Linked DNA regions of Homo sapiens: regions 2 and 3 are each linked to region 1. Evidence: read pairs that join two places in POLR2A ChIA-PET (ENCODE). Cell type or tissue: endothelial cell of umbilical vein. All regions are shown on one strand.

Region 1 (4,000 bases):
TTTTTTTTTTTTTTGAGATGGAGTCTTGCTCTGTTGCCCAGGCTAGAGTGTAGTGGCAAGATCTCGGCTCACTGCAACCTCTGCCTCCCGGGTTCAAGCGATTCTCCTGCCTCAGCCTCCGGAGTAGCTGGGATTACAGATGCCTGCCACTGCGCCCGGCTAATTTTTGTATTTTTTAACAGACGGGGTTTCATCATCTTGGCCAGGTTGGTCTCAAACTCCTGACCTCATGATCCACCAGCCTCAGCCTCCCAAAGTGCTGGGATTACAGGTGTGAGCCACCACACCCAGCCATATACTGGTTTTTAAAACAGTAAGTATAGATAGATTATATTAACTATGAATTTAGTTTCAAGATGGCAAAAGAAGAGTATGATAAAGTACTTGTTATAAGAAGGCTACCCTGGGCCTCTTATAGACAGAATGAGACTGTAAGTTTCTCATGGAGAAGCTGCGATTACTTATCTTCAGATCTTCCACAGCTCTGCTTCAGCTGGCCTGTGCACATACACCCATCTCAGAGCTCACAGCCAACTCTGCTTGTGCAATCACATCATCAGTAAAGAAAAGGATGAGATCTTTGAAAATCCCAATAAGGTAGCCATTAGAGACAGCAATGTCTCCTGCACTTATGGGAAAAATCCATAAACACAGGGGACTTTATTCTTAACTGACATAAGCCCAAAACACAGCTAAAGAAATCTGGGGGAATATATTAGATCAGCATAGGAATTGATCCAAAAATTACATCAGTCTCATAAAACTATCACCAATCTATTTATTTTATTAATGTTCCGATGATGTTATATATACCAAAGGGCAGGCAGTACCAAAAGTCTAAAGTATGCACATTTTTAAAAACTGCTCATTGAGTCAGTGATTTCTTTTGGGGCTTGGTATTTTACAAAAGAAAGGCTGTTGTCTGTGTAATATGACATAGGGAACAGGAGAAAAGAAAGTATAATTATAAGCCCAAAGCCTGGGAAGATGTTAACCAACTATTTCTCTAAACAGCTTACATGAGATTGTAACATTGCCTTCAAACCTGTCACCTGGTAATGAAATAGAGAAGAGTCAAAAAGGGCTCTGAAGACCACAAGAGGAGTTAAGAAAATAAAGAGACTGACAATAAGACAGGATGAAATATAAAATACGAAATTCTGTAAAACAGGCTGCATGAAAACCATATGGTAAAAATGGACAAAAAACAGAAGAAAGGAACTGTTTACATATTCTAAGGAGACTAATCATGGAGGCAAAAATGAAATATTAGAAATGAACAGGATAAAACTGATTTTGCCATGTATAAAAGTCTAACTCTTTAAGACTTAAAACATGCTTATCTGAATTGAAACATCATAAAAGCATAATTTCATATATACGTTATATGAATAAATGATGGAAGACATACAGAGTGACCGAAAATGACACATATAATAGTCCAATAGGTACCTACCAAGACAGTAATGTTCTTTTTCTCTTGCTTCCCATTTGTGGCTGTCTACATAGGCTGAAGAAAGCAGGTATCTTTTACCTGAGAAAATAGGCAATTATTTCAACACACATGGTTTTACAAGAGGTTCATTTTATATGTTTTATTAAATATATCTTCACTATCCTTTCAACTACTAGATTATATATTTTAAATAATCTAATACAGTACAGCAACCAATATCGCATAGTTGACAATTCAGTGAAGAACAAAATGCATTCAACCCCTAACAAGTGAAGATGCAGAAAAACAGGATTTTCACAATAATTTTTTAAATAAAATAAACAGGGTCTTGCTATAATGCCCAGGCTGGAATGCAGTAGCTATTCACAGGCACAATCCCACTACTGATCGGCACAGGAATTTTGATGTGCTCAGTTTCCAACCTGGTTCACCCTTCCTGAAGCAACCTGGTAGTTCCCTGCTCCTGGAACGTCAATCATCCTATCGATGCCAAACTTAGTGTGGACACTTGATCGGTATTGTGCACTACAGCCCAGAACTCCTGGGTGATCCTCCTGCCTCAGCCTCCCAAGTAGTTAGCATTACAGACACATACCACTGCGCTATGCCCATAATTTTATGGATAAAACTGCTAATTTTGTTCCTATAACTTTAAGACTAGGAGCCACTTGTTGCTAGTAAATTATAATCCAGGCAAGCCCTAGAACACCTTCTTAGAACCAAAAACACCTGCTGACTGTTGCTTAACTCATTAATTAAATGCTTTATAATTATTATGCCTAAAAAACATTTTCATCTTAGATCCACAGGTTTCAATCATTTCACATAAAGCAAGGAGTAGTATCTTACCCAATGAGCCAGCACCCTAGTGGTAAATTAAAGAAACTCACAAAGCCAAAGCTGAGGTAACGTACAAGATAGCATACCACTATTCCTAGCTCCTGGCACAATGCCTAGCCTTTGGCAGTGTTTAACAAACATGAGCTCAAGGAGTGAATGAGAAAGAATGAATGGCAAGTTCATCAAAATTTAAAACTTTTGTGCTTTGAAGTACAATCTCAGGAAAGTGAAAGTACAACCCAAAGAACAGGAGAAAATATTTGCAAAACATTTATCTAGTACAAGACTTGTATCCAAAATATTTCAATAAATCTTACAACTCAAAAATAAAAAAAAAGACAACCCAAATGAATGATGGGTAAAGGATTTAAACAGGTATACCTTTAAAAACATATATACACTGAGGTGGGTGGATCACTTAAGCTCAGGAGTTCAAGACCAGCCTGGGAAACATGGTGAAACCCCGTTTCTACAAAAAACACAAAAATTAGCCAGCCATGGTGGCATGCACCTGTAGTCCCAACTACTCAGGAGGCTGAGGTGGGAGAATCGACTGAGCCCGGGAGGCAGAGGTTGCAGTAAGTCAAGATCATGCCACTGCACTCCAGCCTGGGCAACAGAGTGAGACTCTGTTTCGAAAAAAAAAAAAAAAGAAAAAGTAAAATATATATGTATACACACACAAATAGCTAATAATCATAAGGACAGATGCTTAACATAATTTGCCATTAGAGAAATGCAAAACAAAATCACCTGGAGAAACGAATGATACTCACTACAATGACCACCATCAAAAAACAGATAATGACAACTGCTGGGGAGGATGCAGAGAAACCAGAAACTCATACCTTACTGGAGAGAACATAAAACAGTGCAGCTGCTTTTTAAAGAATTTGGTAGCTCCTCAAAATGTTAACATGGAGTTACTCTATCACCCAGCAATTCCACTCCTAGGTTTACAACCAAGAAAAATGAAAACTTGTGTCCACAGAAAATTTGTAAACAAATGTTCACAGTAGTATTATTCATAACGGACAAAAAGTGGAAACAACCCAAATATCCATCAATTGATGAATAAACAAAATGTGGTCTATCCTTACAATGGAATAGTATTTGGCAATAAAAAATGAAGTACTGATACATACTACATGGGTGAATCCTGAAAACATGTTAAGTAAAAAAGACGCCAGTCACAAAAGACCACATATTATATGATTCCATTATATGAGCAATCCAGAATAGGCAAGTCTGTAGAGACAGAAAGTAGATTCATGGTTGCTAAGGGCTAAAGGTGAGGATCAGGAAAGCTAGAGGAGAAATGGGGAGCAATTGCAAATGGGCATGGAATTTCTTTTTGGGATAATGAAAATGTCCTAAAATAGCTTGTGATGATGGCTCCAGAACTCTGTGTTTATACTAAAACCTTTGAATTGTATACTGCATTTGTTGTTTCTTTGTTTGTTTTTGAGATGGAGTTTTGCTCGTTGCCCAGGCTGGAGTGCAATGGTGTGATCTTGGCTCACTGCAATTTCCACCTCCCAGGTTCAGGTAATTCTCCTGCCTCAGCCTCCAGAGTAGCTGGGATTACAGGCGCCTGCCACCATGCTTGGATAATTTTTTGTATTTTTAGTAGAGACGGGGTTTCACCATAATAGCCAGGCTGGTCTCGAACTCCTACCTTAGGAGATCCCCCAGCCTTGGCCT
Region 2 (4,000 bases), 130 kb before region 1:
TTCTGTTTAGGCTTCTGTCTGTGATGTGGGGTTTGTTGGTAAATGTTAGCTGTTACTGAAAGTAGGATGGTGGGGGAGAATGGGCTTGGTAACAGTGATGGTGGTTGGTGGTGAGTATTTCAACATGTTGCTGTTTCTGTAGTACTTCTGGTCCTTCCTGATATAAAGGAAAAAGAACCAGTGTATCCTGAACTGCTTTATGTTTTTTATTTTCTAATTGCTTTATTGAGATCTAGTTTGCATACCATACAATTTACCCATTTATAGTGTACTAGTGAATGTTTTTTGGTATATTATTAATTTTTAAGTCGCGATAAAATATAACATTTGCCGTTTTAACTATTTTTAAATGTACAACTTGGTTTCATTAATTACATTCACAAGGTTGTACAACCATCCCCTCTTTTTTTATTTTATCAAGTTTTTGAGACAGAGTCTTGCTCTGTTACCCAGGCTAGGGTGCAATGACATGTTCTTGGCTCACTGCAGCCTCGACCTTCTGGGCTCCATTGATTCTCCTGCCTCAGCCTCCCATGTAGCTGGGACCACAGATGTGTGCCACCACACCCAGCTATTTTTTTTTTTTTTTTGAGACGGAGTCTCGCACTGTTGTCGGGGCTGGAGTGCAATAGTGCAATCTCGGCTCACTGCAACCTCTGCCTCCTGGGTTCACGCGATTCTCCTCTTGTCTCAGCCTCCCAAGTAGCTGGGATTACAGGTGCACATCATCACACCTGGCTAATTTTTTGTATTTTTAGTAGAGACGGGGTTTCATTATGTTGGCCAGACTGGTCTCGAACTCCTGACCTCGTGATCCACCTGCCTTGGCCTCCCCAAGTGCTGGGATTACAGGCATGAGCCACCGCACCTGGCCTTTTTTTTTTTTTTTTTTTTTGGAGACACGGGGTCTCACTTTGTTGCCCAGGCTGGTTTTGAACTCCTGGGTTCAAGCAATCCTCCTGCCTCAGCCTCCCAAAGTGCTGGGATTATAGGCATAAGCTACTGCATCCGGCCTTCATCACCTCTATTTTAAAAACATTTTCATCACTCCAAACAGAAACTGTACCCACTAAGCAATAACTCCCCATTCCCCTTCCCTTAGTCCCTGGAACCTTCTAATCTACTCTCTAACTCTATAAAGTTGCCTATTCTAGAGATTTCATGTAATTGGAATCACCATGTTTATCCTTTTGTGTCTGGCTTATTTCATTTAGCATAATGTTTCCTAGGTTCATCCATGTTTTGGCATTATCAGAACTTCATTCATTTTTATGTTTGAATAATCTTCCATTGTATTGATATACCACATTTTACCCAATCATCAATAGATGGACATGTGGGTTGTCTTACCATTTGGCCATTGTGAATAATGCTACAATTAACATTGGCATACAAGCATCTGTTCGGGTTCCTGCTTTCAAATCCACCTGGAAGTGGGCTTGCTGGGTCATACAGTAATTCTATTTTAGCTTTTTGAAGAACTGGCCAACTATTTTTCTAGAAAACAGTTGCTTTTGGTCATTCTCTCCTCTTGTATTTCTCTCCTCTGGTGTCTGCCTCTCTCAGATTCTTTTCCATTTCCTCCTGCTGCCTGAGAGTCATTGTACTTCCAAGCAGCAGACATGTTTGTGTCTACCCTCCCAACCATGCGTCTCCCTCCCACATTTCGGAGAGAACACCCACTTCCCTGTCCTTAGCAGCTGCCCAAGCATGTATCACCAACTGGGCCACACATCTGCCTGATCATTTCATCCCATTGTCCAGGGAGGGGGAGTCTTCATAGAAGGTCATGCACAGGTCTCCATCCACTTTGGCTGGAGGGCTGGTTCAGCCACCGAATGACCCTAGGACCTGTGAGCAGGGGGAGTCAGCGTTGTGGAGCCACAGCCCCGCAGGGTTTCAGCCCTCCTTAGACAGGCGGTCATCACACCAACGCCTTGCTTTGTTGTTCTCTGTCCACTGTGCATGTTTTTAGGAGGCAGTTTGGCCACCCTGTTTCATGGGAGGGTTGTTCTCCACTTTTCATTTGCTTACGGTGTCTCCAGTTTCCTATGAGCAAGTGAATTAATTAATGAATACTCCAACAGACTGTAAGCCTGCCTCAGACAGCCATTCTGGTTGTTGGGCTAATTGTTAGCTGGGGTTTCTGGATGTCATTCATTTCACAATAAGGCTCCTAATTAATCTCAGTGCAGTTCTCACCAGAAGAAAGGCTGATACGGAGAAACATCCCCAATTACCATGAGAAAGGAAATGTCAAGAGCCCCGTTGAGTTTTCCTGGCACCCACCCTTGTCTCAGATGAAAACCGCCATTACCGCAAGGAGGCTGCCTAGACCGACCCTGAAAACTGGAGAGTGTGAGAGCGGGAGGAGCCCCCGACCACACAAACCCAGCCTGGGGAGGAACCTACTAGTGGCTGCACCCTCTTTTTTAATAGCACCAATTGTGTTTCCCAAGATGATGTAGAGAATTTCAGTGCTGTGTACCACGTCGGAGGCAGAAATTCCTCTGCTGTCCCAGGAGCAGGCAGGGCAGTTTTTATCTGGAAAAGCTAAAGGTCTCCTCTTTTGTTTGTGTTTTTGTGCCTGCAGGACAAAAGATCCTTCATCACCGAAGTGACGTTTTAGAAACAGTGGTCCTGATCAACCCTTCTGATGAAGCAGTCAGCACCGAGGTAAGCATTCAGCTCTGTAGAATCTGGGGCCGGGCCCCACACACTGGATAGGGACCCAGTGGATTAGAAGGGCTGGGCAAATGGGGGCAGGAGAGGGACACAACAGAGAGAAGTTCTGGGTTAAGAGGTCTTTCTCAACCCCCATTAAGTGGCTGGTTCCCTGCATCGGTACCATCCAGACCACTCCTCCTGATAAGGACAAAGAAGAAGATAGTAGCTGGAACTGTAAGATTTTGTCCAGGCAAGGGAGTATGAATTTGGGGTATTTATGCTGGGGGTGGTGGGGAGTGCTGCTGGGATGGAGTCTGATAGGGATGTATTAGGGAAAAGAGACGCAAGCCCTCAGGCCGCGACATACAGGGCAAACCTGGAGAAGAATGGCATCTCAAGAATGGCATCTCAATGCAAGCCCCATTCAGAGCTCTCCTGCACACTCCTATCGCTGTGGAAAGGCAGGCTAGCATAGTGGTCAGGAGCATGGGCTGGCACCAGGTCACCTGGGTTCATAATCCCACATCTGCCTCTTACTAGGTGGGAGCCTCAAGCAAGTTATTTACTGTCTTTGTCTCCGTTTGCACCTCTGTAAAATGGGGGTCATAATAGTTTCTACATTTAATGTTCATATTTAATGTTGTGCTTAGAAGTGCCAAGTGCTTAGAACAGAGCATGGCACATAATGACTGAAATGTAAATATTAGCTGTGATTGTTATTATTACCACCATATGAAACTGTTGCTATGGAGAGTCACTGGGTATTTTGGAGCCCAGTGTGACATAAGAACTTGGTTGAAGCCAAGAGTCCCTGGTCACCCAGGCCAGAGGAGTTGCTATCACTCCACTTTCCACTTCCTTTATTATAGTTGAGCGCTTTTGAGATAGAGTTGCTTCTCGGACATGAAAGCAGCCAAAGTCCCTGGGAACCTTCATTGTTTGCAGCGTCCCTTCTACCCACACTTTGAGCATCTCTGTGACTGTATCCTGTTTTTGTAAATGGAGATATAATTCAAGGACCATAAAATTCATCCCTTTAAAGTGTGTAATTTGGTGGTTTTTAGTGTATTTACAAAGTTTTGCAACCATCACCCTTATCTAATTCTAGAATACGTCTATCACGCCCCAAAAGCCCTGAGCTCATCAGCAGTCGGTCTCCATTCTTCCCCGATGCCGACAACTGCGAACCTGCCTGTCCTGATTTGCCAATTCTGGACATTTCATATAAATATAATGATATACTATGTGGCCTTGCGTGTCTGGCTTATTTTAGCCTAACAGTTTCAAGGTTCATCCATGTCGTAGCATGTGTCAGTACTGCATTCGTTTCCAG
Region 3 (4,000 bases), 240 kb before region 1:
AAGCCAATTCTCTGCCAGGTCATTGCATTCAGACTTTCATCTTTCAGGGGATGCTAGAAACTCTTATCAGGGGAATAATCTTGTAGCCCATTAAACTGAGAGCAGCAGTTTTTTGCCTTGAAGTGCCTTTTAAGAAATTCTTTGACTGAAATCCATCCATATTCTCATTACGAATATTATATAGTCCCCAAAATATTTTCTAGGAACAGCTCTCCCCATTAGTGTTATGAAAGACCACAGCAGAGGGTCCCTGCCTCAGACAAGTGAAGGCCAAGGTGCCTGAAGGAAGGAAAGTGAGTCATAAAAGAAGTAAGTCATAAAATCACATAAAAATGTGATGTGTTGTTTGGGTTTATGTGTTTTCCTATAGTTGTGTTTTTTTATTCAGATGATTTATTCATATTATTTTCATTGAACATAACAGATTCTTTAGCCCATCTTCACCTACCTGTGACCTTGGGTTTTATGGTATGATAACAGTGTCGATTACAGTCACATTGGATACAAATCAACCCTGGAATAACCTAGTTGACAGTGTGTGGCAGACAGTTGTGGATAAACAGGGGAGACTGTCATTATTAGAGGCAGAGGGGTCGGGGCTCACATGGGAGTTACGGGCTGCATGGTGGGGACACCATGAACCCCAAGAACTAGTGAAAAGGGATGTGAGCAGCACAGTCATCCTCTTGCTGACTTTTCCATTTGGTTTCCAGGCCTGCACTTGAAAAAACAAAACATAATCATGTCTCTGAATATAACTTGGGCTTCTCCCAGCACACGGCTACTGGAAACATTACACTTTGCTTCTTCCCAGACTTCTGCATATTTTTAATTAAATTTTTATTTTTATTTTTTAAATAGAGACAGGGTCTCACTATATTGCCCAGGCTGGTCTCAAACTCCTGGGTTCAAGAGATCCTCCTGCCTTGGCCTCCCAAAGTGTTGGGATTACAGGCATGAGCCACTGTGCCCAGCCACTAATGCATATTAATAACAAAAATAATAGCTCCCAATTTTTGAGCATTTTCTTTGTGCCATGCAATATCTACGTGCTTTATAGACATTGATTATCTTAGTTAATCCTCCCATCAGCCCTGTGAGGTGGGCTAATATTATCTCTCTTTTACAAATGAGGAACCAAATACAGAGATTGGAGGGATTGATCTGGTAGGTGGCTGGGATACAAATGGAAGTTTAATGCTTACATTAAGCAGGACACGGGAGCGTTTCTTTCTTCTTCAATTTGTTTTCACCTCCAAGGCCTTGCCTTGGTCTTCAGCCCCCTGAGCTTCACCTTTCTAGCACTGGTTCTTAACTTCTTACTGAAAGAAATGACAAGCCACTGATCTCTATGAACATCAGCTTTGTGTCGACGTCTGGGGGTGAGATGCCCTAGTCAGCAGCTCATGCTGGGGTGATGGGAAGAGTGAGCAGAAAGTTTTTTTGTGTATTGCCCACCAGTGGCATCATATTTAAGCTCTTGAACAGTGCTGAGATGCATCAAAATAGGGGACATTTAGAAGAGCCTGGGGCCTTAGGGGGCCTCTTTAAAGAACAACCACCTCGGAGGAGTTTTCAGTTATCAGCCAAAGAATCCATTTCCTCCCACAAGCATAGAGCTTTGAGGGCATATTTTATGCTGTGGCTTCTGAGAGCCTATTTTTATCACTGTCCAGTTATTGATGAACTGAAATGTCTTTTATTTTCCATTGACACTGTCATCTTTTGCTATTTATTTTAGGTAAATATAATGTTGTGAGGGCAAAACTTCACCTCTATTTCCACAAAACAGAAGAGGAGCAATTTATGAAGCTATTTGATTCATTCTCAAGGAGATTCTTTCTTAGTTAATAAAGATGGTTGCAGTCCTGTTTTGAGTTTCTGGGTGGGACTTTTCTTTTCTTTTCTTTTTTCTCTCTTTTTTTTTTCTTTTTGAGATGGAATCTTGCTCTGTCATCCAGGCTGGAGTGCAGTGGCTCGATCTCGGCTCACTGCAACCTCTGCCTCCTGGGTTCAAGTGATTCTCCTGCCTCAGCCTCCTGAGTAGCTGGGATTACAGGTGCCTGCCACCACATCCGGCTAATTTTTGTATTTTTAGTAGAGACGGGGTTTCATCATGTTGGTCAGGCTGGTCTTAAACTCCTGACCTCGTGATCCACCCACCTCAGCCTCCCAAAGTGCTGGGATTACAGGCTGGGTGGGACTTTTCAATATGAAAGATCTTAGATTTTTAAAGTTTGTCATTTGCCTCTGCTGCTGTGTGGAGATTTCCATTTTGGAAACATTTTGCTCAGCGTCAGGACTATGTGAGCTGCTGCAGTTATGTGACCTCCTTCCCTGTCCCTTCCAGAGGGCAAGGATTTCTGCTGGGAAGGGCTGAACAGACACAGCCACGAGCTCTTGCACTGTCATTCCTCAGTCCCTGCAGGAGGATGTCCTAGAGCAACTTACAGAGCTGAGCGCTGCTCTGCCCCCTGCAGTCCCCGGGGACACGGGGGTGGGGGGAGCCCAGGGCTGTCTCCAGCAAGCTGTCCATCATTGTGGCGATTCAGAAAGCTGACCTGAGATCCAGCTGGACTTCCTGTGCCAGTACCTTCCCAGCAGCTTCCTTGAGAAATCGGCAGGCACCATCTTCCCTTCCCCTGGGAAAACTAAAGGAGTGATCCAGAAAGATCAAGACACTATGTCCCCTAATTCCCTCCCTGTTAATTTTCCTGTGAGAGAGAAACTTCTCAAAGACAGTGTTTGCCAAGGAAAATCAAGAGGGAACCTTGCCCCATGGGCTATTTTTCTAAGGGAAAGCTTAGAGAGTATGTGAAACCACCTGACTTTTAAGCCTAGAAATCAAATTTGAAATGTAGTATAAGAAATGTAGGATTTCCTTAGGTGAGGAATTATGATTTTATTTTAAACAACTTTTGAATAAGTAATGCAGTCACATGGGTCAAAATTTAAACAGATAGACAATAAATGGTCTTTCATGCCACCCTATGCTGTAGCCACTCAGTTTCAACCTTCTTGTGTATCCATTCAGAGATCTTTCATGCATTCACAGCACATGTATATCTACTCGCCACTTTTCCCACGAATGGTAGCACATTACGTTTAGCACCTTGCTTTTTTTCTTTTTTTTGAGATGGAGTCTCACTCTGTCACCCAGGTTGGAGTACAGTAGTGTAATCTTGGCTCACTGCAACCTCCGCCTCCCAGGTTCAACTGATTCCTGTGCCTCAGCCTCCTGAGTAGCTGGGATTACAGTATTTTTAGTAGAGACTGGGTGTCACCACGTTGGCCAGGCTGGTCTCACACTCCTGACCTCAGGTCCTCCTGCCTCGGCTTCCCAAAGTGCTGGGATTACAGGCGTGAGCCACTGTGCCTGGCCGCACCTTGCTTTTTTTCATTTTACAGTATATTTTACAGGTCTTTTGATATCTGTCCATAAAGAACCTTCTCTTCTCTATGGCCACGTAGTATTCTGCCATGCGAATGTACTATTAGTTCTCTATACTGTCCCCTATGGTTGGGCAATTATTTTCTATGGTTTAGCTATTCAAATCTGGACTAGTCACTGAGAACAGTTGGGAATCTGTCTACTTGGAGATATTTAAAAATGAAAGTTATCACATGGACACATAGAGGGGAACAACACATACTGGGGCCTATCAGAGGGTAGAAGGTGGGAGGAGGGAGATGATCAGGAAAAATAACTAATGGGTACGAGGCTTAATACCTGGGTGATGAAGTAATCTGTACAACAAACCCCCATGACACACGTTTACCTATATAGCAAACCTGCACATGTAAGCCTGAACTTAAAATAGAAGTTAAAAAAAAAGAAAGTTTAAATTGTACCTATAGGAGAGTGTCCCTGACAGTCCCTTTTCAACAAAGATGGTGTCAGCTGACGACTGCTGAAAACATGGACCCAGAATCCTCCACAGCAGGCCCTAAGGCACTAGGTGGCTGCTAAGAAGGATTCATTCACCTTTACAGCATTTTA

Evidence for each region. Peaks named below come from ENCODE experiments on the same cell type or tissue, not always from the same donor. Only the 100,000 strongest peaks of a DNase experiment are listed, where the experiment ranks them.
Region 2: POLR2A ChIA-PET joins it to region 1 with 6 read pairs; 2 of 35 experiments call an interaction of 5 or more read pairs at or near these places.
Region 3: POLR2A ChIA-PET joins it to region 1 with 5 read pairs; 4 of 35 experiments call an interaction of 5 or more read pairs at or near these places.

What each region holds. Positions count from the first base shown.
Region 1 is chr5:72,312,625-72,316,624 of GRCh38, forward strand. It overlaps MRPS27 (mitochondrial ribosomal protein S27), which reads right to left. Exons shown (of 11, transcript NM_015084.3): 2 at 1,457-1,534. It also overlaps the pseudogene RN7SL153P. Among named protein-coding and RNA genes, the nearest start is that of MRPS27, 5.6 kb to the right of the region's middle. In endothelial cell of umbilical vein, no CTCF peak of the experiment used is centred here; a DNase peak (open chromatin) is centred at 2,387.
Region 2 is chr5:72,181,150-72,185,149 of GRCh38, forward strand. MAP1B (microtubule associated protein 1B) reads left to right here. Exons shown (of 7, transcript NM_005909.5): 3 at 2,594-2,676. Among named protein-coding and RNA genes, the nearest start is that of MIR4803, 14 kb to the left of the region's middle. In endothelial cell of umbilical vein, no CTCF peak of the experiment used is centred here; no DNase peak of the experiment used is centred here.
Region 3 is chr5:72,077,036-72,081,035 of GRCh38, forward strand. No RefSeq gene overlaps it. Among named protein-coding and RNA genes, the nearest start is that of MAP1B, 28 kb to the right of the region's middle. In endothelial cell of umbilical vein, no CTCF peak of the experiment used is centred here; no DNase peak of the experiment used is centred here; H3K27me3 peaks cover 169 bases.